3 separate regions of the Mus musculus genome follow, and regions 2 and 3 are each linked to region 1. A link is a loop called in an ENCODE intact Hi-C map of the cell type or tissue named here. Cell type or tissue: heart. All regions are shown on one strand.

The links. A loop is a pair of places that touch in the nucleus more often than their neighbours do. Peaks named below come from ENCODE experiments on the same cell type or tissue, not always from the same donor. Only the 100,000 strongest peaks of a DNase experiment are listed, where the experiment ranks them.
Region 2: it touches region 1 in a loop (6-fold over the local background); 26 of 42 quality-filtered maps call a loop at or near these places.
Region 3: a loop joins it to region 1, with 2.3 times the contacts of the local background. A loop is called at or near these places in 4 of 42 quality-filtered maps.

What each region holds. Positions count from the first base shown.
Region 1 is chr17:86,798,624-86,806,623 of GRCm38, forward strand. Epas1 (endothelial PAS domain protein 1) reads left to right here. Exons shown (of 16, transcript NM_010137.3): 3 at 6,570-6,721; 4 at 7,134-7,218. Among named protein-coding and RNA genes, the nearest start is that of Epas1, 49 kb to the left of the region's middle. In heart, CTCF peaks have their summits at 3,507, 4,278 (motif pointing left) and 5,223 (motif pointing left); DNase peaks (open chromatin) are centred at 2,128, 3,448, 4,128, 4,698 and 2 weaker places; H3K27ac peaks cover 3,817 bases.
Region 2 is chr17:86,532,742-86,540,741 of GRCm38, forward strand. The region is part of intron 10 of Prkce (protein kinase C, epsilon); the gene reads left to right. Among named protein-coding and RNA genes, the nearest start is that of Gm30284, 92 kb to the left of the region's middle. In heart, a CTCF peak has its summit at 3,252 (motif pointing right); DNase peaks (open chromatin) are centred at 3,290, 3,550 and 7,380; H3K4me3 peaks cover 1,221 bases; H3K27ac peaks cover 3,407 bases.
Region 3 is chr17:86,591,003-86,599,002 of GRCm38, forward strand. All of the region lies in intron 11 of Prkce (protein kinase C, epsilon), which reads left to right. Among named protein-coding and RNA genes, the nearest start is that of Gm52297, 75 kb to the right of the region's middle. In heart, CTCF peaks have their summits at 4,808 and 7,199 (motif pointing right); a DNase peak (open chromatin) is centred at 2,189.

The sequences.
Region 1 (8,000 bases):
CCGTGCTGTTACAGAAATGAGCAGAGAGTGGAGAAAGCAAGGGCGGAGCCGCTGCACACACAGCAGGGCAACAGCAATTACTCAGATTTAGACGGTGAAAATGGTTGAGGGAAGCTCAGGCTAAGGACTTGTAAAGCCTGGACTGCTAAATAAAAAGGCAGACTCGGAGGTGTCTCACCCATGCCCCATGCATGCCTTCATTTTACAGAGGATTGTCCTCTTGGAGAAATGAGGACGACAGTTCGGTGATTTGTAGGATTTTGCAAAGCCTGTCAGGCAAAAAAAAAAAAAAAAAAAAAAAAAAAAAAAAAGAAATGTAGATAAGGGGCAGGGAGCCAATGTCCAAGTGAAGCAGCTAGAGCCTGACCAGGACTAGCCAGGAGCAGTGGGTGGCCAGGAGGTTCTGAGAGCTGTGTCTTGCTGCCGTAGCAGGGACACATTGTCTGTGCTCGCCCACACAGAAGCCTGTGTGTCTTCCTCGATGGGTCGAGGTTGATTTGCAGAGGGCTTGGCTAGGGTTGGATCTTCCGAGCTTATCTGCCCTCATGTGTCCTGGTGCAACCCCTCCCGCACTCCACGTACTACACAAAGCCACAGATACAAGAGCAGACACCACACGGAGCAGACATCTCAGGAGCTCTGAGCCTTGAGAACAAGGACTGCCTACTCTCTAGACAGCATAAGCACGGACAGACCAGAACCCTTGGCGCGTCAGCTATGGGGCTCCCAGGCCTGAAGAAAGAAAAGTTAGAGATTGATAAACAAGTTTTGGTCATCTGGTCCTGGTGACCTTAAAGAAGTGCTCCTGAGTCCAGCCACGGAAGGAGATGTGGCTTAGTTCTCCTTCTCTGCCATTTCTCCAGGCTCCTACCAGGCACTCTCGGGACTGGTTATTTCCAGAAATGGAATGTAAAATGAGCCTTTTCCTCCCCACCCACCCTTTGTTTTAGTGTGTGCATGCGTGCTCTGGAGAGGTTAGGGAAGAGCGTCGAAGTCTTGCTTAAAGACTTCAACCTCCCTTCTTTTAGACAGGACCTCTCGCTCGACTCGAAGCTCACGATTTTAGCTAGGTTGGCTGGCTGGCAAACTCACAGGATCCTGACTGTGCAGGTCAACATTGGGGTTCCGGGCACACACAGCCAACCTGTCAATGCCGAGGACTCGAACTCACATCTTCATGCCTGGGCAGCCAGTGCTCTTATGCACTTAGCCACCCAAGTGGCTCATTGTTTTAAATTTTCACCTATTATATGCATGTGTTTGTGGAGGGGAGGAAAGGACAACTTTTGGGAGTTGATTCTCCCTCCCCACCATGGATAGGGTTCCAACCAAGTTGTCAGGTCTGAATAGAAGGCCTTTTTACCTGCTAAGCCATCGTTTCAACCCTGAACCATAGGTCTTTATGTTTTGTTTTTGTTGGTTAGTTGGTTTGGGGGTTGTGTTTGTTTGTTTGTTTGTTTGTTGTTTGTTTTTTGAGACAGGGTTTCTCTGTATAGCCCTGGCTGTCCTGGAACTCACTCTGTAGACCAGGCTGGCCTCGAACTCAGAAATCTGCCTGTCTCTGCCTCGCAAGTGCTGTGGGTTTTTTGTTTGTTTGTTTGTTTGTTTGTTTTATGTGACAAAAAGTTTAGAGGATCTTTGAGCAGATATCCTCCTGCACTTTGCTTATTGGTGTTGCTGCCATCTCTCTCAGAAACATTGTACACAGCTCTATCTCATTGGACCGCAGAGTCCATGAAACATTGTTGGATGATATGAAAGTCTAGCCTGTTGTACAAGTTATAGCTTTGAAGTAAGTCTAACAAAAGAAACGATGTAAGAGAAAAATCAGAGCGAACTCTAATGTCTTTGGACCCACCTTTTAGCAGTTACGTGTTACAGTGTTACAACATATACTTTCCCAACTCAAAACAAACTACAGACTCATTACTTAGGCAAGTGGAGTTTTGTATACCTCAGAGTTCAAACGCCTAAAAAATACCAGGCTTAGCGTTAGGGCCAGTTTCTTCTTTACTTAGCAGCACACTTCCTTTGATTTTCACAGTAGGCTGCAGTGTGTGGGAATGTTGGGGAGGAAGCCTCCGCGCTGAGAACTCCAGGCTGAGTCGGGCCACAGTTGAGATTCATATCACAGGAAACAAACCGAAACAATAGCTTTACGATACTTGCTTCCACACTGGCCCAGGAGGACAGAACACACTGTGGCGGGAACATGGGTGGAAATATCACTTGATTGTCTTAAATCCAGATGAACCCTGCGCTCTGGGGCTGAAGTGGAGTCGCTTCTGCGTCCCAAGAGCTTTAGACCGCAGTAAATGTATAGAATGTGCATTCGCCCCAATTCTGATTTGAGGCTTCCCAGACTCATATGTAAAAAAATCAAATTCTCATTACTGCAGAGTTGGAGATCAGCACAAAGCCAGGTTTCTAGACATAAATGTCAAGTTTATTTTTGATTATTTTGATTTGAATTTGTTTATGTTTTATTCCTGGCATTTGCCTAGTGAAGTCACACAGTCTGCTCAGGATATGATTCTCCGATCCCTGAGACATTAAAATCCAGGACATGGTTTTAAAGCTTTCACCATGACTTCTCAGGAAAAGTGGGACAAAGGGGACAGAATTACAGCAGCAGATGTGATTTCTGTGCCCTCCTATGCCTTGTGGTAAGACCTGTTTTCCCTGGTTTTCAGCCCAATTGTTTTACTGTCCCACCTCCCCCGGCCCCACCTATACTCAAAATCAAGGCCTTTTCTGTCCTGTTTGGAAGGAGGCCAGTAAGATGATTCATGCCAGGATGTTACTGGCTGAGAGCAGCCAGCGGTCCCTTCAAGAAAGTCTAACCTTGCTTATAGCATTCTCTTAAAGCAAAGAGTCTGGCCAGTCAGCGACAGTCACTGACTGTAGCGCCCCATAGCATTTTATGAAGGCTAGCGCAGCAAGCAAGGGTGGGGGAGCAGGTGTGAAAAGAACAAAATAAAAATCTCCAATGCTGGACTTGTGGGGCACACCAGGAGAGCAGCAGCAAGGCCAGCTGAGATCTATCACTCTGCAGAAAGTGTGAGATAGCCCCAGCCTGCTCACAGTGCGGCATAAGGCACAGTAAGTGGCCCACACTCTTTATGTTTGCCGTCAGTATGCCCGGAAGACGCGTGCACAGCCTTTGAAAGGAAAGACCCTGCGGAGATAACTAAGTAGCAAGCACCAGGGAAGTAGGAAACCTGTATCGGAGCTTGTTAGGAACAAGGAGTTTCTTGAAGATGGAAACATCTAGAAGGATCATCCGGGTGAAGTAAGAAAGCAGCAGCCTTACGGCTGGCACAGCCAGGCCTCAAAGACCCAGTTAGAAGCCACCTGCTCTGCCACCTGCTAGTTCACACAAGGCAAGTGGCTCTACCATACTGGTGTGCCACCCAACATGGGCGGTGCTGCCTAAAGGAAATGAGCAGTGCTCCGGAAAAGGCCCTCCACAGCCTTCTCAGCGGCACATATCCTGGCGGTGGGAGCCATCAAAGCCTGTTTACTGGGGCTATTTTTAGCATTAAAGAATTTCGTGGTCCTTCTCAAAGGAGACAGTTCGTCTATACCAGTTCTTTGAGATTCGAACCCTGACAGATTCTGGGAAGCAAATGGCCAGGATGTAGAACCTGAGCTATTTAGACCACCCAGCCCAGTTCCTTAGCAAGCACCTACTTTATTTTGTACCAATGGTTTGCTCTCCGTTGTTATCAGCATCCCCAGGAGGGGCTTAGGCTCTTCGACAGATGTCTTCCTGGCAGTTTGTTGGTTCCTGAATTGCACCCTTCCTTGCAGTATCCCCAGCTCTCCCTGAGACAGGACTGAGTGTGTAATGAGTGCTGTGAGCCAGGGAAGCCATGGAGGAAAAGCCTTAGTAACTGCAGGGAGGGAGGGAGGTCTGGTGTGCGCAGCCGCCAGGCATAGCAGTTTTTAGCAGAATTGTGACAGGAGGCTCAGGGCTCTGGGTGCAGCAGGGGGATGTCTGCCTCCCTCTTGGCTGGGAGTGACCTAGCCAAGTTCCTTCAGAGACTCCCAGGAGGACAAGCAGGTGCTAAAAGAGCAAATAGTTCCACTGAAGGAAGGGGCCACACCCAAGCTGGGCTGCTCTAGGGTCGCAGGGAAGGGGTGGGGGAGGGTGCTATTGGCCATTGTGACTTCAGTCTCAAGATGTTCCATGTCTGTGGCCCCAGACACCCTTCTCCCTCCTCTCTAAAGGGCAGTCCACCTGCCACTGTAGCCAATTTCGCCACCTCCTGGAAGTAAGCGTGCTGGACAGTTCGGAAAGGCCGCTTGGCTGTGCCGGGCCTGTTAAAAACAGGAAACTTTAAGCAGAACTATTTTCTCTGGGTCTAGTTAACCCCGATAGGTTGTCTTGGGATTACTCCAGATTTTGAAGTCAGTGTTGCCACTGAGATCAAAGAAGCTGAAGTGAAAATAAATTCTCAGTAGGCCTCAGCACTAGCCTCTGTCTGTCTGGAGAAAGTAGCCACCTCGCCCTATAACCCAAATGCAGCTGAAACCTTCTCCGGGCATGTTTCCGGGGTCAGGCACCCTTTGCCCAGACTGGCTGGTTTTCCTGACGTGGGGGATAGTCTTCAGCACGTGGTCTCTGGAGCGACAGCTTTGACACCCTCTGAACACTTTTTGTTGATGTTGTTGTTGTTGTTAAAGGAAGAAAAGGCACTTTTTCAGCTTCCCTGAATTAGGAAGGAAGCCTGGGAGGAGGTAGAACCTTCCAGCACCACCCTGGGTGGGGTGCGGCCTCCTCGTACTAGCCAGGTCTTGGGCTCTGAGCTCAGCTTAAATTTTCAGCAGAGGGTTCCACGTTTTTATTTTACTTTGCACAAATCCCGCAAGTTGCATAGCAGTCCTGGGCCCGCCAGAGGTCCTGGCCCACCCACTCAGCCTTGGCTAGACTTGAACTCACTATGTAGACCAAGATGGCCTGGAATTCACAGAGATCTACCTGCCTCTGCCTCCTGATAGCTGGGATTAAAGACCTGCTCTAACACACCTGGTTAAATCCAGATTTCTAAAGCACACACATATTTGACATTAAATAATGAACAAGAAGAGGGCATAGCCTGTGGTCTGAGGATAACAGCCAGGAGCCGGAACAAGAGCTGAGCTTAGATTGCAGAGGTGGACTTGGTAGTCCAGGACACACAGAGTGCATGGTTGGGGGTAGAGTTCCCCCACAACGCCCCCTAGTGTCTGCCTCTTGTCCCTCACGGCTTTGTGCCTCTAAGTTCCATTCTCTTTCGACTATTCTATGTGCTATCTATCCCCGGACTTATGTCCCCAAAGTGGTGCTCTGAGAAGCCACCTCTCTGCCCCTTGACTGGAAGAGAAGCTTTGGGACACTGGGCTCCCTTATTGTCCCAGTCTCTGATATTGGGCCATGGATCTTCTGCCTCTAGCTGGCCTCTTGTCTGTCCTGGGAGGAAGGCTGTCTGTGTGTCCTGCAGTGGTGGCCCAATCCTGTCCAGTTGCCTGACAGACCTCTCTTTCCATACTCATGTGAACTCACATTCCAGGTGAATTAGCAAATTGCTCTTTCTAACTCTATGAAGAATGGAGCTGGAATTTTGCTGGGGATTGTGTTGAATCTGTAGAATGCTTTCGGCAAGATGGCCATTCTCACTATCTTAATCCTGCCAATCCATGAGTGTGGGAGATATTTCATGTTTCCTCTCCATCCTATGTCTTCTTTTTTAGAGTCATCTCTCCTCTGACTGCTGGAGCTTGTGCTCTCTGTACCCCTTCTTTGGTACCCCATGGTAATGTGCGTGAGGGCTTATTTAGCTTTGTGAGGTTGTGAGCCACGAACTCGCCACCTTGGCTCTGATTTGAGATAGTAATGGTGTCTTAGAGGAGGGAGCAGATGAGGTAGAGCTTGTAGTCGTTGATATCACTTTAAGCAGTTAATTTACTTAACCTTACAATTCATGAAGATGGGAATCGCTATCCTGGTTTGCTGGTGGAGGACTCCAGCGTTCAATCGTTACCCAAAGTCATAAGCAAGTGGGAAGCAGATGTAGGAATAGATACAACATTTGACTCCGAAGCTTGTGAGGTGGTTGAACGTGGCCCTGCACTTAGCTCCTGGGGCTTCCTAACATTCTAGACATCATAGCCTTTGGAAAAATGGCTTGACTCAGAAGTCTTGCACTATAAAATGAGACTGCAAATGGTACATGCCTTGTGCGTTATTGAAAAGCCAATGTAGAGTGTTTAATGCTGGGTCTGTCTGTGGTTGATGTTCCACTTACGTTAGCAGCTAAAATAACTGCTGCTGCTGCTGCGAGGTCTAGCATTCTATCTGTAGCCTCTACCCCCAGCCTTCCTATTGGTACAGCAAATTCTGCTACCACAGAAACCACGCTGTCCCACAGTCATTGTCAATGTGGCCTGGGTGTTCCACCAGGCATGTGGCAAATGTTAGATGGTTGGTAGTGTGCCTTTCCCTGTGCCCTGGAGCCATGCCTGTCCCCTCGGTCATGTCTGTTTTAACACTCGTGCCCCTGTTGTTCATTCCCCTCTCTCTCCAGTCTGCTCTGAAAATGAATCTGAAGCTGAGGCCGACCAGCAAATGGATAACTTGTACCTGAAAGCCTTGGAGGGTTTCATTGCTGTGGTGACCCAAGACGGTGACATGATCTTTCTGTCGGAAAACATCAGCAAGTTCATGGGACTTACTCAGGTGACACCCTCTGCCTCGTTCAGTAGGAAAAACATGTCTTTATTTGGGGATAGACACTAACGGGGGGTCCTAGGCATAGTCTTACTTGACTTTTCCTTATGCATTCCCATATGATGATGACAGTCCTTAGGACTTCCCAATGTCATGGGGCTTGACATTCCTTGTGGCTGCCCTGACAGGTCTCTTCTAGCTAGATTAACTTGGCAAAAGTATAAATCAAGCCCTTGTTGCCATCAACATTGCTCTGATACGTCTGTAAGTCCATAGACCCAATATTGACTGGAGACTATTGATAACCACTCAGTTCATCCCCCTGCCTGTCTCTGAATGCAGACATTATCCTAGCTTCCTCTTGGAGTCCGAATGACTTCATCACTAGGAGTAACAGCATCTGGCCTTGCTTTTGAAACAGGTAGAACTAACAGGACACAGCATCTTTGACTTCACTCATCCTTGCGACCATGAGGAGATCCGTGAGAACCTGACTCTCAAAAACGGTAAAGTGTTCTTCTTTGTTTGCATTCTTCTCATGACCCCCAAAGCCTGCACAAATAGCCCAAATGGATTATGTTCCATAGATACAGTTGGACTAGCTTCTGGGTGAGTATGCAGCTGTTGAGATGAGGCCCAGCACATAGAATAGCTCCTAATGGCCCATCCATGATGCCTGATGTCACACTACGAGGTCAGGGTGCCATCTCTAGGACATTTCATCATCACCTGAGATCAATCATCTCCGCCAAGCGACACCACCCAAACCAATAGCTTCATCTATGCCTGATTATTTATGGGAGCTACAGGTGCCTTTTGTCGTGTATCAAGCCACCCAACACACAGGCTTAAGCAATCTCCCACATTTCTGGGGATTCTGTGGGCAGGTCTCTAGCTCAATGTGACATCAGCTGGATTGCAGCCATCAGGGGCTAAACTAGGTTGAAGTGATTAAGATGGCTCACCTGGTGTGCTGCTGGGACAGTGACCACAGCTCTCAGTCTATGGAGCCTCCCGGTAGCCTTCTTCATATGAAGACTCCAGAGCAACCATCTTGTATGACAGCTCAGGCCATGCATCTTCCTTCTCCCCTGTAAAGTGCAGCTGCAGAAGCCTACAGACCATCCTAGGCCCTAGCCCTGAAATAGGCATGTCACCACTTCTAACCCTATTCGGCTGGCGAGGGAAAGGTTCAGGCTTGCCCTGTGTCTCAGGTCCGTGTCAAGAGGCATGGCCCTTAGGATTACCACTGAAGAGCAGCTATGACGGGAATGTGGAGATTTTCAGA
Region 2 (8,000 bases), 270 kb before region 1:
TGTGATGCAGATGAGGGAGAAGAGCCCCAGACAGCAACGTCAGGAGAGGCAACATGTAGATTCTGACCCAACCTAGGACTATTTTCTCGGTTTGAAGTGGGAAAAGATCTGATGAACTGCTGCTTGGCTCACTGATCTAGAGGAAGCCTTAGGGAATCAATCACAGAGCTGTAGACAAAGCTGGCGGGGGGCGGGGTAGCTTCTGCTTCTTCTCTCCTGGGAGGACACAAGTGTCTAGGATGTAGTGGCCATGGCCGATTACACAATGCACCCGGTGGCCTCACAACCCATCCAGCTCTCGACCCTGGCACTCGCTGGGCAAGGGTGGAAGGAGTTGCCAATCCAGGTCATTGTTTGCTCAAACCAGAGTTCGGCCAAAGCTGCCAGGCAGTGGGGATTTTAATTCCCAGAAATCCAACTTGGAGACAAGAGGCATTAGGGGGCAGGGGGAGGGGGAGGGATGGTTACAGATGAAAACATCTAGTAAAGATGTTCAGAAAGACTGCTCGCTATAGCAATGGAATCCGTCTGTCCTTCTAGATGTCCCTAACTCCGTGGGTTAGGTCACACCGAATAACCCTGCAACCACTTAAAACGATAAGCTCAAATAAAAGTGTGCTCTCCATGTATCTGCACTTGGTTTCCTTTTGGCCAGAAGAATCTTCTGCCTCAGCAGGAGCCTCTTACGTCACTCAGGGATGAGCCTCTCCGTGTACCTTGTTTAAACAGCAACATGGCTTAGCCAATACAGCACAGAGCGTCCCACTGCCTGGTTGAAAAGAATACATCTTTAAGGTCCCCGGGATTGGAGGAGGCCAGCCCTCACTCATGGGGTCTTTGCAGAGATAAGCCAATCCGAGAGGCAGTTCGCCCTTGACTGTTTGCCCTTACGCCTGTCCCTTGTGGCATTCTCAAGCACTTGTGTCTGGCCTGGGCCACCGGCCTGCCTCTCGTACCTGCCTGCTTAAGGCAGCATCTGAATTATTTTTGAAGCAAACAAGCAAGAGTTGTTGAATGTTCAGAATGCCGGTGACGGTGCGTCTGGTTAATATACGAGGTCTCCTTATCGCTTTCCGCTCAGGGTTGGACATTTGCAACCTTACCATCTAAAGGGAGCAAACATTCGGAGTGAATAAACTGAATGGTAGTCACTCTGTGTTCCGTTCATTTCTTTGTTTGCTTTTGTTTTGAGACAGAGTTTCACTATATAACCCTTAGTGGTCTGGAACTTGCTTTGTAGACCAGACTGGCTTCAAACTGACAAGAGATTTCCCTGCTCTGCCTCCTGAGTGCTGGGATTAAATGCATGTGCCACCACCCCAACCACCAGCATATTCTATATTTTATTAATGAATATGAGAACATTTCTTGGGCTCAGAATTATTCACTATTGGAAGTTGAGAGAAGGGCCATTTGGTCCAACATATATTTTCTCTGAAGGACATAGTGGTTTATTACAGAAATGTATTTCCAGTCCCCTTAGAACTGAAGTTAACAAAATGGATAACCAGTGTAGGCCCTCCTGCTCCAGTCATGATGTGTGAAGTCACACAGGCTGGCCTCTTCATGAGCTTTGTGTGAACAGCCCAGGAGCCTGCTATACTGGAATATCATTGCTGCTCACAAATACGTCATGACACCCACTGTAGATGAGGCTTGAAGTGGGTCTCAGAGTCACCATGGCCCAGGTGACCACACAGTCACTGTGACTGAGAGACTTTTGGAGGGAGACAGGAAAGCCACTATGATCAGTGGTGCCCTCTCATGCTAGGCACACAAAGATGGCTTTGCCTCCCAGGTCCCTGAAGGCCACTGTGGCAGAGGATTCAGAGCCAGAAGACCTTGGGCTCACCAGGGTCCCTCTACCCTCTCACTGGTGTCTACCTGGTGTTCATCCCCGGGACCCAAGGATTCACGGATGAACCTGTCAGTCTTACAGTCAGACAGAAGGTCTGCTTGTTTGTTTCTGTAATGGTTTGCTCTTCATTCTGTTTTTTTGTTTGTTTGTTTGTTTTGTTGTTGTTTGTTTGGTTTTTTTGTTTTTTGTTTTTGAAAAATTAGTTTGTTTTATTGTCTCTGATTCCTCCCTGGCCAATGTTGTGGTTAGCCCAGTGTCCCAGAGAGGCCCTTTCAGTCAGTTTATGGAAACTGAGTCCTTCCTTAAAATGGTTCCTGTAGACGGGCTGGAGTGGAGCTCAGTACTGGAGCCTGTGCTTAGTGTGGACAGGGGCCTGGGCTTAGCTCTGAGGATGGGGGGGGGGGGTAGCTCAATGGGACAGCACCTGTCCAGCATGCCTGAACACCGGGGTCTGATACCCAGAATGACAAAGAAAAAAATGCATGCTAGAGAAAATTTCAGTGCCTCCTTGGCACCTAATCGGGGCTGCCACCTGGTCACCTCAGCACAGGGCTGGCAGTCCTGAGTGTCCTGTTGGCACCTTGCCCCCATTCACTCTTCAGTTAAATACTCCTTGCTAGGAGTACAGTGCTGTTGAGGGCTGGGGACGTGAGTCGAGCCAGCTAGACGAAGGCTCCTGCTGAAGACAAGATGGAAGGCAGGGCTGAGAGCCAGGGAGTGTGCTGTGGTCTCCCTGTGGGTCTTCCTGGCACATGGATGGGCTTGCTCCATCCAGTCAGTCTCTTCCTGCAAGCCACGGGCCGTGTGTCATGAGCGTCCCGCTAGATTGCTAAAGCTGTGCTTGGGAATTAGAAACAGGACACAAACTGAGGACTAAGCAGTAAACGGGAAAGCCGGAAAGGATGCTGCCTGGGGTTCTCTGAGACCCACAGCAATGCTCTCCTTACTGGCAGATTGCATTTCCCCTCCCACTCCTGACCATAGGTCCTTTCATTTCCTGTATCCTTTTCACTAAATTGAAGGATTAATGTACATGTTATGCACTTAAACAAAATGCATAGATATTCAAGCAGTTTCTCCATCTTACTAGATAGATTCTTAGCATTCACATTAAGAATGGCTAAAGGGGCCGGGCAGTGGTGGCTCACGCCTTTAATCCCAGCACTTGGGAGGTACAGGCAGGCAGATTTCTGAGTTCAAGGCCAGGCTGGTCTACAAAGTGAGTTCCAGGACAGCCAAGGCTACATAGATAAACCCTGTCTCGAAAAAGCAAAACAAACAAACAAACAAAACAAAAAACAAAACAAAACAAAAAAATGCCCAATGGAGAAAAGCGAACAATTTTCTCCCTACAGACCTTACCAAGTATCTTGCAGTTAACCATTTCAGCCACTAGGTGGCGAGAGTAGTTAGCAAGGCAAGTGGGTCTTTGTGACTCATCCAGGCAGGAAGAGGAGACTGGAGACCTAAAATAGTTTAACTGAGCGAGGTGACCAAACGGGTGCCGTTCTAGAAGGATACACTCTGAAGCTTCTGGTTTCCAGTATTGGCAAATATTTCCTTTCATATACAAAATTCTAAAGTTAGACAGGAAGAAAAATAAGAGTAGGACTAGCTCTCAAAAAGCAGAGCCGTAGAAGCTTGCCCTGTCTGGTCCTACTTTTGTCTGTTTGAAACGAAGACGCTGAAATAATTTCTGAGCTCATAAGCAGACTACAGTGTCTGCAGCTGCGCTCTAAACCCCACCCGGTGGGGACAGAGCTGTTTGGAGCTCTATGAAACAGGCCGAGTTTGTTTGTTTTTATTTTAAATAGAAGTAAACCGCGCTCCCAGGATAGAGAGCCCAGCTACCGTGCTACTCTGACCATCTTGAAAACTGACAAGAAAGAATTTGTCAAGTGTTTGGTCCGATTGAGGTCTCACTGTTTTCTTCTGGGTGATTCCTGTTCGGTAGGAACGGGAGCAGCGCTTTCCTATCAAACTCACGATAGGAACCCGGGGAGAGGGCGGGAGATACATTTGTAATGACTTCACAGAATTTCCCTTCCTCTGTGAATACCTGTCCCAGGCGTGGGTCCTCAGATTCTCCACTGGCTAATGACATTTTAGTGTCTATGGAAATCATTAACTTCCCTGAGAGACTCAGCCTCATTCCTTTGATAACTGAAGCTGCCTATATCGCAGCGATGCATTCCTCCGTACTCCGTACTCTTTGGTAGTCACCAGTTAATCAGATTTCCTTCTGCTGATACTTTCTTTAATAAGAGGTATTTGGTGATGACGGAGGGGCAGTTCTAGCAAACAAAGGGTTTAAACCCAGCCCCAGGGGCTCTGGTTACGGCAGCCCACACCCGATGCAGAGCCTGACTGAATGCTATCGCTTTTCTAGATTAGATAGAAGAATTAGGGAAACATTTTTTTAGGATACCTATGGTCTGGTTTTGGTGACAGTTCATACAGTGGGAACTAGAAAATGTTGCGCTGGCCTAATACTGATAACAGAAAGTATTTTAGAAGGCAGCACTCTATTTACAGTTTTAGTAGACTATCTTTTATTTATTTACTGTTCATATCATAAATGTAAACAACGTGTCACCCCACAAGCACCCTGACGCGCCCTCTCCCCCCACTTCATGTACCTTTTTAAAAGATTTGTTTATTTATGTTGTGTGTATGAGTGTTTTGCCTGCATGTATGACTGTGCTCTACATGTATGTATGGTCCCTGCAGAGGTCAGAATAGGGTGTGGGATTCCCTGGAAATGGAGTGGTTACAGATGCTTGTGAGTCACCTTGTGGGTTCTGGGATATGATCCCAAGCCCCCTGCAGTAGCTACAAGGGCTGCTAAGCACCAGCCGTCCCTTTAGTGCCTCTTCTGGCTCTGTTGCTCTTGTGATCCACCAAGCCAGGTTCTTTCTGTGGGATCCTTAGTGTGACACAATGCTCTCCTTCATCCTCGCACGTGTCTCTGTCATGGCCCAGGCTGTGGACATTGCCATTACCCATGAGTATGGGGGATAAGGGCTGGGCGGAGCCATTGCTGTTGCTACTGAGACCTTCAGCGGTACACGTCATTTGCAACCAGAATATGAAGGAGGGGGACGGTGACCTACTTTCCAAACTTGCAAGATCATGCTTGAATCTATGTGACCCTTAGACATTCTTGACCTTTCCAAATTTTTTATCTAAATTCTGCCCGATTTCAGAGCTGGGACTTGATGTTTTATGATAGCGATTCTTCAAATTGTTCCTATTCAATAGGTTTTTTTTTTAAATGGCAATCAGTAGTGGTGATATAGTCCTGAACGATACAGAATTAAGCAATAACCAGTGAGCTCTGTCTGTGGGGCCACCGGAGAGGCTCGGGTGGTGTGGCCAAGCCTGGATTCTATCCACACTGCCACACACTCCCCCCCCCCCCTAATTTTTAAAGGTGTCTATTAAGAAAGAAAAATGGGAGAGATGGCTGTTTGAACCCTGCACCTTAAAAGAATGCTGTCTATCTAGTATGCTTTGGTCATATGGAAGTGGTTATCTCTGAAAGTCCACTGAGAACCTTAGTCCAAAACAATAGTTTAGTCTGTCTTGTTTTCTCACATTCTTTTGAAATTCCTTATTTCCCAACAAGGGGGGAAGTAGGTGTCACTTAGGCGACCACTTTCTGAGACTCCCCGAACAGCACGCAGTCACCTCTCCTGTCCTCTTAGGCTCCTGGGTTGGAGGGTGAGCATCGCCCAGCTAGTGAAAGCTTTACCTAATTCTGTCCATCAGAAGGCGGGAAGGCCATCTGCGTGCGGGGACCACGCACTTCAGGGCATGCGTGCTGAAACTGTAACTACACTTCCGAGAAACGGCTTTTCAGATGTCAGCAGAATCCCTTTGCTTTGCCCACTCCAGAATTAGATACTTCTGTTGGGTCTTTATCTTCAAGGTCAAGATCTTGTCTTGTGGAGTGTTTTTGAGACAAGAGTCTCACTCACTATGTAGCCTGGCTGGCCAGGAACTCATCTCGGTCTCTAGCTCGGAGATGCTGGAATTAAAGGTCTGTGCCACCCCACTTTCTCTCCCCCTTTTATTAATGAGCACACAAAGACAAGATAATGCCTCTGGCCTCCTGGAGTTTCCAGTTTCTCTCCCTCTCCCTCTCCCTCTCCCTCTCCCTCTCCCTCTCCCTCTCCCTCTCCCTCTCCCTCTCCCTCTCCCTCTCCCTCTCCCCCTCCCCCTCCCCCTCCCCCTCCCCCTCCCCCTCCTCCTCCCCCCTCCCCCCCCTCTCTCTCTCTCTCTCTCTCTCTCTGTGTGTGTGTGTGTGTGTGTGTGGCCTTTGGAGGCCAGAAGAGAGCATCAGATTTCCTGGAGCTGGGTTAAAGACAGGGCAGCAGGGAGTTTCCTCTCATAGATGTAGATGTGGATGCGGATGTAGATGTAGATGCGGATGAAGATGTAGATGTAGATGCAGATGCAGGTGTAGATATTGATGTTGGGAACTAAACTGAGGCCCTCTAGAAGAGCAACAAGTGCTCTTAATCCCTGAGCCATCTCTCCAGCCCTTGAAGCATCAGAAACATTGGTGAAGGCAAGCAAGAAAGATAAGAGAAATTAAACTATTTCCAACAGGAAAGTTGCCATAAAATAGCTGTATTGTATTTCCAGTCCATAAGTAATCATAGACATTGTAAGTTCCATTCCTGATCCCAGGAGCATACTGAATGGCTCTTTAGCTGGCCATACCGTCTTCTGAAAAGCTTGCTTGCTCTTGCCTAATGCAGTTGGAGCTGGTAGCCCTGAGTGTGCCTTTTAGGACTGCCCTTCCTTTTAAGAGTATGCCTTCCTTCTTGTCTGCCCATCTGCAAAAGTCCAGTGTTCCTCCAGGTTCTGCTATTGTGTAGCGTTCTAAAGGGCGAGGAGATGGAGATCCAGCCTTCAAGTGGACCTCGGTCCTTCTCTGGGAGAGAATAAGGTGGCAGGCCCTGACATAGAAGGGGGTACATAAGAGGGGAGAGACTTCCAGGCTGCTGAATGATGAGATAAAACCTGTAACATTGGGGAAGCGGAAACCTTTGTGACTTCCTTCTCTTTGTCTCGCTGGATCTGTTTCCCCAACACACCCATGGGGATGCCTGCTTAGCTGCAGTCACCTCCAGGCCCTAGGGGCTGGGAGCCACATATGTGAGATTCACCTTCTTCCCCTCCCTCCCTTGCTCCTCAAATAGATAAGGAAGGATAGAACTGGTCAAAGCCTTTTGGCATTTGGATTTTGCAGTTACCAGGGAAAGAGGCCAGGAGGCCATCAGCTTCAGCTCAGAACTCCAGACTTACGCTCATCCGGCCACCTCATATTACCCGTTACATTGTGTTCAAATGAATTGTGAAAATAAGTTATCGCCGCTGTGCGGGGTGCAGTTTACGGACCCATCTGTCTCTGCCTCTCATAAATTTCCCTTCCAGATGACCACAGCACGGCAGAAGTTTCTGTCTGTGCTGGTAAGCGGCAGGCAACTGTTGTCACTGGCTGACCTCTGGTTAGAAGTCCGTGGGAACCGCATCGCAGGCTTCATTGATGGGGTGGAATAGTTAGTTCTGCGGCGAGGTCTGTCTCAGGGTTAGAGGGAAGTGCTTGCGGATATTTGTTTCAGTCCGTGCTTTTGGTATTTTGACCAAGTTGGCACTGTTTTATCTCATCCAAACAGAGATACATGACAAAGGACAACTGCTGTTGGCTGACTCCGGTTCTGTGGATGCATTCAAAGAAGCGGTGTTGCTTCTATACATGGTCAGGAGTTAGAACTGCTATAAACTGCTTCCAGGTAGATGAGATTAAAAATAATAAAAAGATGAGTAATTTTTAATTACCTTGCTTGCAAAATAGTTGGATGTTACTGAAGTACTCAAGAATGCAGACTCTTAAAGTATCTTAAAAATGTATCATTCAAGCAATAGATTTCTTTCAAAAGATAAATTCCCAGTTGGTCCTTAATACCCCCATGCTGGCAGGGCATGGAGCAGTGTTATAAGACGTGGATGTAGCGTGAGTGAAGTCCCGGTTTCATCCAACATCACACACGAGCGAAAGGGAGGGTTATATCATCAAACTGTACTGGAATCGGTGCCGAGTGACTGCTGTGCACTGTGTAGTGAGCCTCTG
Region 3 (8,000 bases), 210 kb before region 1:
TCTGGGAAGGCCCAACCACAACCAGGCAGTGGGGCACACAGCTGTGAGGTAGACACACCCAGGGGACCTCAACACACAGCTACATGGCCTTCCTTGTGGCACCCCAAGTTCTCACTTAAAAACTAGGCTAGGGGTGGAGAGATGCTTCCGAGGTTAAGAGCACTTGCTGCATTCTGAGGACCAGCATCAGTTTCCAACAGTCACAAGACAGCTCACAACCAACTGTATATAATTCTAGCTCCGGGGGATCTGATGCCCAGTTCTGTCCCCCACCAACACCACGCACACACGTGGTACACAGCCATACCTGCAGGCCAAACCCTCATGCACATAAGGTAAGTCATTAAATTAAAATAAAATGTAAAAGCTTGGATAGCAGCAGTGCCCAACTTGTGGTTACGGTGACTACTGAAGGAAGAATGCTTGGGAGAAACACGCAAGCCATTGTTATCCTTTCAAATGCCTTGACACGGAGTCAGGCTACACGTAGGAGCTTGTTGGCTGTACCGGTGCTGGCAAGGATGCCAGATTTGGGCTTGAATGTCCATCCACCTGTATTTGGAAAATAGCATGACCTGAAGTAACCGCAGAAGGACAAAAAAGCGTTTCTAATTCTTGATCTTGTAAAACTATTCCCAGCTGGGGTCCACTCCCTCTGAGGTCAATGCCAGCTCTATTGGTCTGGGAGACTGTGATGCTGAACAACACAGGGCACAGGGATTAATGAGAACACGCAGGAAAAAAAAATGCTAGTAAGAGGCATGGAGAATTGAAGAATAACTGATTGGAGCCAGGGAATCTCACAGGATTAAGTGAGAGGACGGCTTTACGCAGTCAGCACAGGTAGACGCGCCTCTGTGGTGCCGTCCTTTAAGGAGATAAAGCACTTGTTCCCATGATGAAGGCAAGCATGGCTCAGAGGAATCTAGAGAAATCCACCCACCGAGGAGAATGCATATGTGGGTGATTGTGGGTCAAGGTGGAGAAAGAAACTGACCAAAGCTGACCAAATTGGCAAAGAAGGTTTGGAAGACAGACTAGCTCCTGGCAGCTGTGGGAAAACCACACTGAACTTCCTATAAAAATGCAGAGACCGATCCCAGAGATACTCAGCAAAGGCAATGCTGTCTGAGACCCAGTCGGAGGAAGTGTGATCCTCAGAACGCATGGTGGAGGAAGGAGAGCAACTCCTGCAGGTTGTCCTCTGACCATCACAAGCTCCCTGTGGTGGCCTGATGCATCCATGCAAACATCCCCCCCCACACACACACATATGCAAATAAACAGTTTTTAAAGATTTAATTATGTGTATGAGAGGTATGTACCTGTGAATGCAGTGGTCTGTAAAGAACCCTGAGAACTAGAGTTCTGACCTGGGTGCTGGGAACCAAGAGTATTCTGAAAGATAACGATTCAAGCTTAACTCTGGAACCATCGCTTCAGCTCCAACCCCTCCCCCCTCTTTCTCTCTATGCATGTATGTGTGTGTGTGTGTGTGTGTGTATTATATTTGAGTGTATTTGTATGTATATTTATGTGTGTATGTTTGTGTGTGTATATACATGCTCACAGAGGTCAGAAGAAGGCATCAGATCCCTGAGAGCTAGAGTTACCTAAGTTTATGAGACACCCTATGCTGGTGCTGATATCTAAATTCTGGTCCTCTCTGGTCCTCTGATAGAGTGGTACCTGCTCTTAACCATGGAGTCATATCTCTAGCCCCCAGATAAATATTTTTTTTAAAGAAGAAACCTGACAAGGTTTTTGTTTTTTTTTTTGTTTTGTTTTGTTTGTTTGTTTTTTGTTTTGCATCATATAGAGTCAATACTGGTTTCTGGAAAGCTTTGAAATAACAAAAGCCAGGGGTAAATGAGATAGTACTCCATGGTTCCTACACTTGAAGCTGGCTTCAGAGCTTCCTAATAGGAGGCTCTGAAGAAAAACCAAAAAAGGTGGCCTTAGCTAAAGCTGGACATGGAAGGATGGCACAGGGAAGAACACCTTGCCCTTCTTAGGGAGGTAGCTAGGCATTAAAACAAGGTTAGGACCCAGCCTGGTCACTGGCCCAGGAGCCCAGGAACCTGGGACCCTCTCCTCAAGTAGGACTTGATCCAAGCCCCTCCCCTTCGAGTAACCTGCAGATAGAGCAAACACTCTACCTTAGGGTGCTGGCAATGAGGAGGATCAGGATGGAGGAGGAAGTACCGGGATCCGATCTCCTAGGAGACCAAGTAGCACCCCGAGGTTTTCCTGTCTCTGGCTCAAAACTCCACAGTAAACATGATAAAATTAGCAGAGCTAAGTAGGCATATTTGTGGGTTTGGAGGCATAGTTGGTCCTGTTTTTCTCCAATTTGACCTAACTGGAGTTCACTGGGTATGTAATGGAAAAAAAAAAACCCAGCTTGATATAAAAACGCAGGAAATGCCTTCAGCTGCTGCTGATTACAGTAGCAGCTTTCCTTCTGTTATTTTTGTGGCGGGAAAAAGAAAAAAAAAAAGAAAAACAAAGCTACACCCACCAAACACACACACACACACACACACACACACACACACACACACACACACACACACACACCCCTAAGCAGTAGAAACAAGCTGGATTGTTAGTACTTTTTACGGCATTCTTGATTCTGGCTAAATGATGTCACTTTATAAAATGAGAAAGGAGAGGAAGGCATTTAAAATCTCATCAATACAATTTCTGCACGTGTAATACACAGCCACCGGTTCAAAGTTTAGTCGATTGGCCCTGGAAGTTGGAGAATTCTATCAACTTGCATCAAAAGTCGATCTGCCCAGGACAGGTTCAGGTTTTCTCGTGATGCCTTCTTGTATCATGTGCTGGGGGAGAGGACACTACTCACAATTGCTTTCCTAGCATCCATCACTGCTTAGCAAATAAAGCCACGCCTGCAGAGAGATGCTTTCAAACCTGACTGAGAAGCACACTGGATGTTCTCACAGAACAGACATGTCTGGCTCAGGCTGGGGAGTGTAGCTCTGTGCTAAGTGCTCGCCTACCGCGCACAAAGCTGTTTGGTCCTGGGCACTGCTTTTCATAATCCTGCAATCCCAGCCCTAGGGAGTTGAAGGCAGGAAAAGCAGATGTTCTAGGTCATCCTTAGACAGATAAGGAGTCCAAGGGCAGCCTGGGCTTCTTGACACCCTACCCGAGAATTGAGGGGAAGAAAGAGAGAGAAAGAAGGAAAGAAGTGTGCTAGATTCTCACCAAGGGAAGCTAGCAGGGAGAGAATGAACACAACCACCCAGTCTGTTGGTACAACTTAGTTAACACGTTTTAATTTTGGCTTCAGGATTCACAGTTTCCTGTTGCTGTCGTGTACATAGAGTCGTCAATGCCTATAACACTATGTCTTTAAGAACGACATATTTGCCATGTTGAGATTTCCTGGTTTTCACTTGGGTCCACCTGTGAGGCCACAAGTCTTCATTCATAAAATTCTAGGAGATCCTGGCAGGACAGCCAACGACTTGGGAAATTCAATTCCCCTGCTCAGGTAGAAAGTGGAACTGACTTAAGTACCTGCCATGCTTTGGAGGAAATATGCTCAACTCAGTACTTCTCAATGAGAACAGGTAATTCTTATGGGTCCTCTAGCACCGAGGTGCTCAAACACTAGGGACAGCGTTTGGCAATGTCTGGACTTGGGCTGTTGGAACCTAGCAGAGCTGGGATATGGAGGAGATGCGCATCCATACTGAGGGTACTACAACCGAGAGCTACCAACCCAAGCTATCAGTACTGCCAAGGCAGCAAACCCCGGCTCCAGCCCTCGAGTTCTATGATCATGTGATTCCCCAGGCTTCGGGAGCTGCTGTGTTTCAAAGGCCTCCTCTGCCACCACGGATCTTAGGTGGAACACAGCCAGATCTGCAAGTGGGCACGTCCTGTAGGGTCTGACCAGGTTCTGGAAGGCTTTTTGAACCGTAAGAGTCAGAGAAGGCAGAAGGCAGAAACTTGTACCTGTCACCTCCTTTCCTTTCTCCCATCAGGAAATCTTATGATTTCATTTCCACACTGTATTGAACTCTTTTCCCCCCAAAGGATACCACCATCTTTGAAAAATCAAAAGACTCTTTCCCCCATATATATATATATATATATATATATATATATATATATATGTGTGTGTGTGTGTGTTATATAATGTATATATTATATATAATAATATATAATATATTTATATATTAATATATATATTAAGCCAAGAAAAATAATTAATCTACCCTGTAAAAACTAGCATCTTCTAAGTCCTTGATTAATGTGTTAATGGAATTACTGGTGTGACTCTGGCACTTCGCCTGTGTCCAGAAGGCAGTTACAAACCCAACTCGGGCAATGATGAAAAGCAAGCCATCTAAGTCACCTGTAACACGTCCCTGTAACCCACGCATATCTACTCCCCCTGAAGAAGACCATCTCTCGACACAAAATGTTTGCTACAAGCAAAAGTATTTTAAAGTCATTTTAGCCATCAAAACTTAATTTAACCAAAGCATTTTCACGTCCCCACCCTTTCAGCTTCTTTTATGGGGTGTCCATGCCAGTAAATGGTTCCGTGTTCTTGGGGTTTAAAGGATTAAGAATACACAGGTAGTCGGTCGGCTTTCCTTTCTACCTTGGCACGCTCGCTCACTGTAGACACTATGGTTTATGGCCTGTTGGAGCCAGACTGCCTTGAACTGTTTATGGCGTAAGACGAGTCTGAGGAAGTCTCTCCCCAGGCTCTGAAACAGCCCCACCCGGCTGACAGGAGTCTCTCATTCCATTCTCTCTGACAGCAGGGGGCCAGTACATTTCCTCCCAATCTCTGAAACCCATGGGCAGATTCCTGCAAACTCCTGCATGGTCTCTACAGCCCCACACAGGAAGCCTGAAACATTATAGATGCCCAAGGGATATTTCTAAGACCTGGGATTGTCTTGGCTTATAAGGGAGTGTTCGAAGATGCATTGGTCAATTGATTGATAAGAAATCCTGGATTAATGATCAGGCTCGCTATTTTTGCATTTACTTGATTTTGTTTGCTTGGAGGCAGATCTTGCTATGTAGCCTTGACTGGCCTGTAACTCTGAGAGATGTGCTCTCCCCTGCCACCCCAGTGCTGGGATTATAGGCGTGTACCACAAACACCTGGGATTCATGCTCACCGTTTGTTTTTAATCTAAAGTCCTGAGGATTGTTTATTTTTACTTTATGTGTATGGGTGTTTTATTTGCATGTATTTCCGTATACCACATGCATACAGCACTGGAGGACACCCTGTAACCTGAGTTTCAGACACTTGCTACCTAGTGGGTTCTGGGAATTGAACCCGGGTCTTCTGGATAAGCAAGTAGTTGGTGCTCTTAGCCACTGAGCCATCTTTCTAGCTCCAGCGTTCGCCATCTTTAAGAAAAAGATCATCTAGCACCAGACACTCGGAACCTGTCAGTACCCGCATTTGATATGAAAACAGAGAAGCACACACAGAGAGCTTCAGGGGTTCCTATACCTAAATAAATATGGTGTGGCAGAGCCTGATCCTGTTGTTTTCTTTTTTAACATATAATTTATTTTTACTTTATGTTCACTGTATTTTGCCTGCATCTATGTCAATGTGAGGATCTCAGAAGCCCTAGATCTGGAGTTACAGACAGGTGTCGGCTGCTACGTAGGTGCTGGGAATTGAACCCAGGTCCTCTGGAAGAGCAGCCAGTGCTCTTAACCTCTTAGCGGCTGAGCCATCTCTCTCTCTCTCTGTCTCTCTGTCTCTCTGTCTCTCTCTCTGTCTCTGTCTCTCTCTCTCTCTCTCTCTCTCTTTCTCTATTCCTCCCTCCCTCTCTCCCTCTCTTCACTGCACAAACGGGTACTTAACTCCATTACTAACTGGAAACATTCCTGTCGATTGTCAAGCCAGGTATTCTCCATGGAAAATTGGGTTCTGTTCTCCCTAGTAAAATTTTGAGGAAAGGTTCTAGAGCTCTTCAGCAGACTGTCTCGCTGTTGGTTGTTGTACTACTGCCCAATGGACGTGTCTCCATGGAAAATTGGGTTCTGTTCTCCCTAGTAAAATTTTGAGGAAAGGTTCTAGAGCTCTTCAGCAGACTGTCTCGCTGTTGGTTGTTGTACTACTGCCCAATGGACGTGTCTCCATGGAAAATTGGGTTCTGTTCTCCCTAGTAAAATTTTGAGGAAAGGTTCTAGAGCTCTTCAGCAGACTGTCTCGCTGTTGGTTGTTGTACTACTGCCCAATGGACGTGGTCACTTAATCCCTCTCCGGCATAGACACTTAAAGTTAAAAGCAAGTTGATTCAAGTTCATAGGCAAAAAGAAAAAAAAAAGAATAGCTAAGTCGAAGGAAAGGAGAAGCTTTACAAAGGAAAACACCGGGGGCTTCTGTTTTCTTTGTCTGTACACTGCTTAAAGGAAACGCAGAGTGACAGGCTAGGGGGCTGAGTCTTTCATGTCTGAAGCTGTTGTCTCCAACTGTGAGGCAACAGCTGGCATCTCCGAGGCGGTTAGGACCCATGACATGATGAGGGTGAAGGAGTGGGAGGAGGGTGTCCCAAGCAGGACCCCAGAGTGAGGAATGGCTGAGCGGGCAGAAGGATATCTCAGTCTCTTTACCACTGCTGGATCTCCAGCGATTGGGATGCTATGTAGGTTCTAACTTATCCACTCTTCAAGAGTCTTAGGTGTTTAGTGGAAAGGATTGGGCCTTTCTAAACCTCAAGTTGCAGAGAGTTCATGAAAAACACAGCTGTTTATAATATATATTACTTGTTAAAAGGCAAACAAACCTAAGTTGGGACTGAGTTCAAGCAACCCTGCCCAACTGAACTTGCTCAGAGGTACTGAGCTGAGTTCTGCTTTGCTCATTTGTGTGTGGTTGAGGTTGAGCCCAGAGCCTTATACACACTATGTAGCCACAACACACTTCAGCCACCCCCCAGCCCTTCAAGGGAACGTCAAACTATTTGCCTGTTAATAAAGAGACACTAGTGTTGGACGGGTGCCAATGCTGTCATTTTCATCTAGGCATTGTGTCTTGAGACATAGTGACCGCCATCAGAAGATTGTCCGTCCGTAGGCGTTCTCTTTTTAGAAAGCTCTACTTTTCTTTCACGTGTATGGGTGTTTTGCTTACGTGCATGTCTGTGTACCATGTGTGCACAGTATCTGTTCAGTCCAGAAGATGGCATCAGATCCACTGCACTGGGGTTAGAGATGATTGTCCAACTACCACGTGGGTGATGGGAACCAAGAGCAGCAAGTGCCCTTAACCAGTGAGCCGCCTCTGCAGGCCCGCGAGCTCTTCTCAACAACAGTGCAATGTAGTCAGGGGCACCTACATCAGCACTGAGACTCTCTTCCACCAGGAAATCTTACTGGATCAGTTGGCTGGTCTCTACCCTATAATGTTCTGCTTATTCTCTAAGTAGAGACCTCTATCCATAGGTCTCTATCCATAGATCTCCTTAGGAAGGTTCTCAACCTTACAACCTTCTTTCTACTTCATAACTGTAACTTTGCTACTGTTATGGATCATAATGTAAATCTGATAAGCAGGCTATCTGATGCATGAACCTCGGAGGGGGGCGTGACCCACAGGTTGAGAACCGCTGCTTTAGCATCTGTGTTTCTGGGCATTTGGAGGTTGCACTGTGATTTGTGGACACCCATACTATGTGAGCGCACATGAGACCCCCAACCCTTCCGGAGGAACTCTGGGCAATTGACAGTTGTTGAGTGGAAGACAGACATTTTTCTCAGTGGTGTAAGCCCTGGTAAGAAAGATACAGTACTTTTGTAAATATGTCTTTATCCATCCTCCTATACATAGCCCCAAATAAACCCATTCCACACACACACACACACACACACACACACACACACACTACACACACACATACACATACACACACTCACTCACACACACACTCATACACACATACACACACACTCACTCACAGACTCACTCACTCACACAC